Regions from separate parts of the Homo sapiens genome. Here region 2 is linked to region 1. Evidence: chromatin loops called from intact Hi-C (ENCODE). Cell type or tissue: Caco-2. All regions are shown on one strand. Links, peaks and the distances in the headings refer to the core of each region. The heading gives the core; the rest is flanking DNA.

Region 1 (2,925 bases), core at 224-2,723:
ACCTTTACATGACATAGAAAATGGTTGATCTTTTGAGAGAAAATGGCCAGGCCAAAAAAAAAAAAAAAAAAAGAAAGAAAGAAAGAAAAGAAAAAAGAAAAAGATTGAACTACACAATGGAAAAAAGGATGCTTGATTTTGTTGAAATGACTATAAACTTTAAAATGAGAGACTCACAGCTTACAAAATGTCTCCTCTCAGATGCAATTCTTTTTTAAAAATTTAATCACTTTCTCAGCCGTGTACGTTTACAGTATATTCAAATGTAAATCAAATCACTAAGACAACGAAACCATTCACAATTTATAAACTGTGTCCATAAAAAATTCCATTTTGCCAATAATAAACAGGAACAGTCTCTGCATCACTTTGATTTCCATAAAGAAGTATTATCAGAGGTTGACACGTTATGTTCTTTTTTTAAAAAGACTATTTATTTATTTATTAATTTAGACAGAGTCTCACTCTGTTGCCCTGGCTGGAGTGCAATGGCCCAATCTCGGCTCACTGCAACCTCCGCCTCCCAGGTTCAAGTGATTCTCCTGCCTCAGCCTCCCCAGTAGCTAGGGTTACAGGCATGCGCCATCACTCCCAACTAATTTTTGTACTTTAGTAGAGATGGGGTTTTACTATGTTGGCCAGGCTGGTCTTGAACTCCTGACCTCAAGTGATCTGCCCACCTCGACCTCCCAAAGTGCTGGGATTATAGGCGTGAGCTACCATGGCTGGCCTATATGTTATCTTTTTTAAATAAAACATCTTATTAATTTAGACCCCTGGGACCCTTAACTATTATATCATGACTTTAGTTTTGCAAAGTCTGCCCACAAGTAGGTTTTTTTTTTAATGTATTAAATACCTAACGCTGCTATGCGAACATACTGTCACCAGATGGCAGTTGTATGCCACAGCCCTCAAGGTTTGATCTATAAGACATAAGCTAAGACTTGTTTCATTGAAGTAGAGATATTATCTTTCTTTTACCTTGTTCATATCAAAAGCATATAATAAACTTAAATAATAACGAAATCTGAAAACACTTTTTTTTTTTTTGAGACAGAGTTTCGCTATGTCGCCCAAGCTGGAGAGCAGTGGCATGATCTCGGTTCACCACAACCTCCACCTCCTGGGTCCAAGCGATTCTCCTGCCTCAGCCTCCAGAGTAGTAGCTAGGATTACAGCCATGCACCACCATGCCCAACTAATTATCGTATTTTTAGTAAAGACAGGGTTTCACCATCTTGGCCAGGCTGGTCTCGAACGTCCTACCTCAGGTGATCTGCCCGCCTCGGCTTCCCAAAGTGCTGGGATTACAGGCATGAGCTACCACGCCTGGCCTGAAAATGCCACACAAATGCCAAACAAGTGAACTCCAGGATGCAATTTTATTTGCACAACATATCTTACTCTAACCAAATACCAATGTTTCATTAGAATGCTAATCTTTATATCTGTTATCACTTCGACTTAATAGTTCTTCCTGATTTTCTTTTATCCTCAATTTACAGTCTTGTCCCACACCCCTCGCCCAACACTCAGTTAGTCAAACACCATATAGCCATGGCAGCCTAGTTATCCCAACTAAAGGAATAGCATCTCTTATGGTCTCTTCATCTCCCTGAAGCTTTCTGGTTCTTTTATTTTTCTCTGTTTCTTCCTCTTCGCTTAGGATATATACTTTACTCTCCATAGTTCCTAGAAAATGTATCTTCAAGTTTGTTTCTAATTTTAAAAATTTGTTTCATTTTTCTTGTTGAGAATAATTTACACTGCTCCATTGCTGGAACTGACTAAATCCTTTTGTGGTTCATGAGTGCGATGATTGGTTTTTCACACATATATGTGAGATGTGCCTCCCTCAAACCTTGTTAGGAGTAGAAGGTAGGCACATTACCTATCTGACGTGAAAAAAAGAAGAGAAAAAAGTAACATATCTAAAAGGTGCCCAAACAACCCAATTCAAAAATGGCAAAGACTTGAATAAATATTTCTCCAAAGACAATATACCAGTAATAAGCACATTAAAAATACTCAACATCATTAGTTATTAAAGAAATGCAAATCAAAACCACAATGAAATACTACATCATACCCACTGCAATGGTTATAAACAAAAAAAATCGAAAATAAGTGTTGCTGAGGATGTGGAGAAATTAGAACCCTCTTACACTGCTGGTGAGAATGTGAAAATAGTGCACCCACTACAGAAAACGGTTCGGTAGGCCATGCACGGTGGCTCACAACTGTAATCCAGGCACTTTGGGAGGCCGAGGCAGGTGAATCATTTGAGATCAGGAGTTCGAGACCAGCCTGGCCAACATGGTGAAACCCCATCTCTACTAAAAATACAAAAATTAGCTGGGCATGGTGGTACACGCCTGTAATCCCAGCTACTTGGGAGGCTGAGGCAGGAGAGTTGCTTGAACCCGGGAGGCGGAGGTTGCAGTGAGCTGAGATAGCACCACTGCACTCCAGCTTGGGCGACAGAGCCAGACTCTGTCTCAAAAAAAAAAAAAGAAAGAAAAAAGAAAATGGTTTGATCGTTTCTCAACAAGTTAAACATAGAATTTCCATATGATTCAGCAGTACCATCCCTAGGTATATACTCCAAAATGAATTGAAAGCAGGGACTCAAACAGATACTTGTACACGCATGCTCATGGCAACATTATTCACAATAACCAAAAGGTAACACAACCCAAGTTTCCATCAGTAGATGAATGGATAAACAAAATGTGGTATATACATACAATGGACTATAATTGAGCCGTAATAAGGAATGAAATTCCCATACATGCTGCAACATGGATGAACCTTAAACACACTATGCTAAATAAAATAAGCTTGACACAAAAGGACAAATATTGTATGATTCCATGTGTATAGGATACCTAGAATAGTTAAATGCATAGAGAGAGAAAGTAG
Region 2 (2,925 bases), core at 198-2,697, 240 kb after region 1:
TACGGAGTCCTGAGCTAAGAAACATCCCATCACACTTAAGGTACATGCAGACTTGCACACAGGAGCCATGGAGGAAGTGGCTACAAATCAAGAGGAACAGAAACCCCAGCCTGATCTGCAGCCCCTAAACACAGGGAGGAGTAGTGTGTGGTATGTGAACAATTGGCGCCTGTATCCCCAGACAAGGATAGATGAAATTCAGTGTTGGGCTGGTGGAATCCACAACTGTTTTTTTAGCAGGGGGTCATTTGTGTTTTAAACTAAAGCCATATTTCTGAGCAAATTGCCGAATCCTTCTGTGGTAAAGCTGGCTAGGTTGAACCATGAGAAGCTGAGTCGCTGAAGCAAGGAACAGTCTGTTTCTTTTTTTAGTGGTCAAGTTCTGTGGAGGCCTTCTGTAGCAGATGGGATTATTTCTGCACCTTCCTCTGGTACGTTTCTCCCCCTGCTTCTCTAGAACTGGAAGTATAAATAGAAATTGAAGTCAATTTAAAAATTAAAATATACTTTTCTTTATTTGTAAATTATTGCTATTGCTGTTTTTGATTCTGTGCTCCATTGAGCAGATTTATTTCCAGGGATGCAGAGGAACAGGGGCTTCTTCAGACTACATCACCTTACAGGTCAATGCATGGGGACAGAACGAAAAACCACAGGCTTGGGGGCTGCTTCCTGCACAGGCAAAACTGCCTGCTGTCCTTGCTTCACCAACCTGCCTAGGAAAACATTTAGTTTCCAGATGCTATGTATGACAGAGCACTTGTTCTTTCTTATGGTCCATGTGACCTGAGCTACGGATGCCTCTAAGAATACAGTCAGAACTACTTTCTATAGTCATCGTTTTCAAGTAAATGAGTAAAGTTTAGGACAACAGGACAGGTGGGTGGTATAGGCTAGGAAAGATTCAGTGACATCTGCTGGCCAACCTTGACTTTCTTTAAAGCACTGCTTAAAATTCATTTGGGCAGTATCTAAAAATACAAATTCCTGGGCCTCCATTCCCAGAGGATATGATTAAGTTGGTCTGGCATGGGATCTGAGTATCTGCATATTTAATAAACTTCCCACATTACTCTGATACACAGTCAGGATTGAAAAGCCTTCTCTGTTTTCAAGAGTCTCCATAAAGAAGAGGTGGACAGAGTAGTGCAAAAATCCACATCACCTTTCTTTAGTTAGATCAGTTTCAGACCCTCAGGCTGCCAGGTTTTGAAGAGAAGCAGCTGTTTCAGGCAGATGCTTGATATGTAAGGCAAAATAAATGATCTGTCATGCTTGCTTTCAGATGAAGAAAAACGAAGTAGCATTTCGAGTTAAATGAAATGGAATATGCCATCTGAATGTTGCTATTTAAGGGACATTTATTAAATATTTAATAAGTCCCCACAGTGGGCAGAAGGGAGCTTTCCATTCTACTGTTTGTTTTAAAAAAATTGGTCCCATCCGTAGATGTTATACCAGCCACAGAACTTCAGCCCAATTTTTCATTCTTTTGTTTATGTATTCATATTTCCATACAGACCCATTCATTCATTCATCAAACCATGTACCAGAGACTGTGCTGGCTATGGGATTATAATGAGAAAGTCAAGTCTCTGCCTTTAAGGGTGCTAATGATTAAACAAACAAAAAAAAAGCAGCAGCAGCAGTCTGGCACAGATGTTACCAAAACAAAGTTGCATTTAGGGTGAACCATATATGGGCAAAAGAGGCAAAGGCTTCAAAGAAATCTATTTGTTATTATAAACCAACAGTTATGTAGTACAGTAGTCCCCCCTTATATGAGGGGGACACATTCCAAGGACCCCAGTGAACGCCTGAAACCACAGATAGTATTGTAGCCTACATATACTATGTTTTCTTCCCATACATACATCCCTATGGTAAAGTTATAAATTAGGCAAAGTAAGAGATTAACAACAATAACTAATAATAACATAGAACAATTAAAATGATATGCCAGCATCATCACTCTTGCCGTTTGGGATTATTATGAAGAAAAACAAGGGTGACTTAAACATTGCAATACCATGGCAGTTGATATGATCACCGAGACAGCCACTAAATGATTAACAGGTGGCTGACATCTACATGGACAAAGGGATGATTCATGTCCTGGGCAGGATAAAGCAGGATGGTGAGGTATTTAATCATGCCACTCAGAATGGCAGGCAATTTAAAACTTGTGAATTGTTTATTTCTGGAATTTTCCATTCAATATTTTTGGGCAGCAGTTGACCATGGATAACTGAAATCACGGAAAACAAAAGTGCTTAATAAGGGGAGATTACTGTATTTACTAAATACCTGGTTTGCTCTATGTGTCTTACATCTATTAACTCATTTCATCCTCAAAATAATGCTAAGAAAGAAATACTGCTTTCCTCATTTTACAGATGAAGAAATTTTGATGCAGAGAGATTAACTCATTTATTAAGAGGCAGAGCTAAGATTCAAAATCCTGTTCTTAATCGCTTTGCTACAGTCCCTTCTCCTTGATGTCTGAAATCCCCACCATTAGAGAATCATTGCTCTTAATCACTGTAACAACCAACAATGGTAGCATTTGTGAAATACTTAATATGTGCCAGGTACTGTTTTAAGCACTTAAATATATTGCTTATCTCATTTAATTTTTACAACAAATATCCCCATTTTAGAAGGAGGAAGCTGAGAATCAGAGAGGTTAATTCAGTTGCTCAAGGTCACACAGCTGGTAAGTGGCAAAGATTTGATTTGAAACAAGTTCTGTCTGAAGAGCCCACACTCAACTGCTATATCATATTGCCTTCCAGAAACTAGTGACACAATTAAGGCAATGTGATGGCAAGAGGGCAGTGATTAAAAACACGCACACTCCAGAGCCAGAATGCCTAGAATTGTACCTGCTCTACCACTTACAAGCTGTGTGACCATGATACAGTG

The links. A loop is a pair of places that touch in the nucleus more often than their neighbours do. Peaks named below come from ENCODE experiments on the same cell type or tissue, not always from the same donor. Only the 100,000 strongest peaks of a DNase experiment are listed, where the experiment ranks them.
Region 2: it touches region 1 in a loop (29-fold over the local background); 2 of 110 quality-filtered maps call a loop at or near these places.

The regions. Positions count from the first base shown.
Region 1 is chrX:112,999,998-113,002,922 of GRCh38, reverse strand. It overlaps the pseudogene LOC124905274. Among named protein-coding and RNA genes, the nearest start is that of AMOT, 160 kb to the right of the region's middle. In Caco-2, for the core only: no CTCF peak of the experiment used is centred there; no DNase peak of the experiment used is centred there.
Region 2 is chrX:112,758,875-112,761,799 of GRCh38, reverse strand. No RefSeq gene overlaps it. Among named protein-coding and RNA genes, the nearest start is that of MIR4329, 20 kb to the left of the region's middle. In Caco-2, for the core only: no CTCF peak of the experiment used is centred there; no DNase peak of the experiment used is centred there.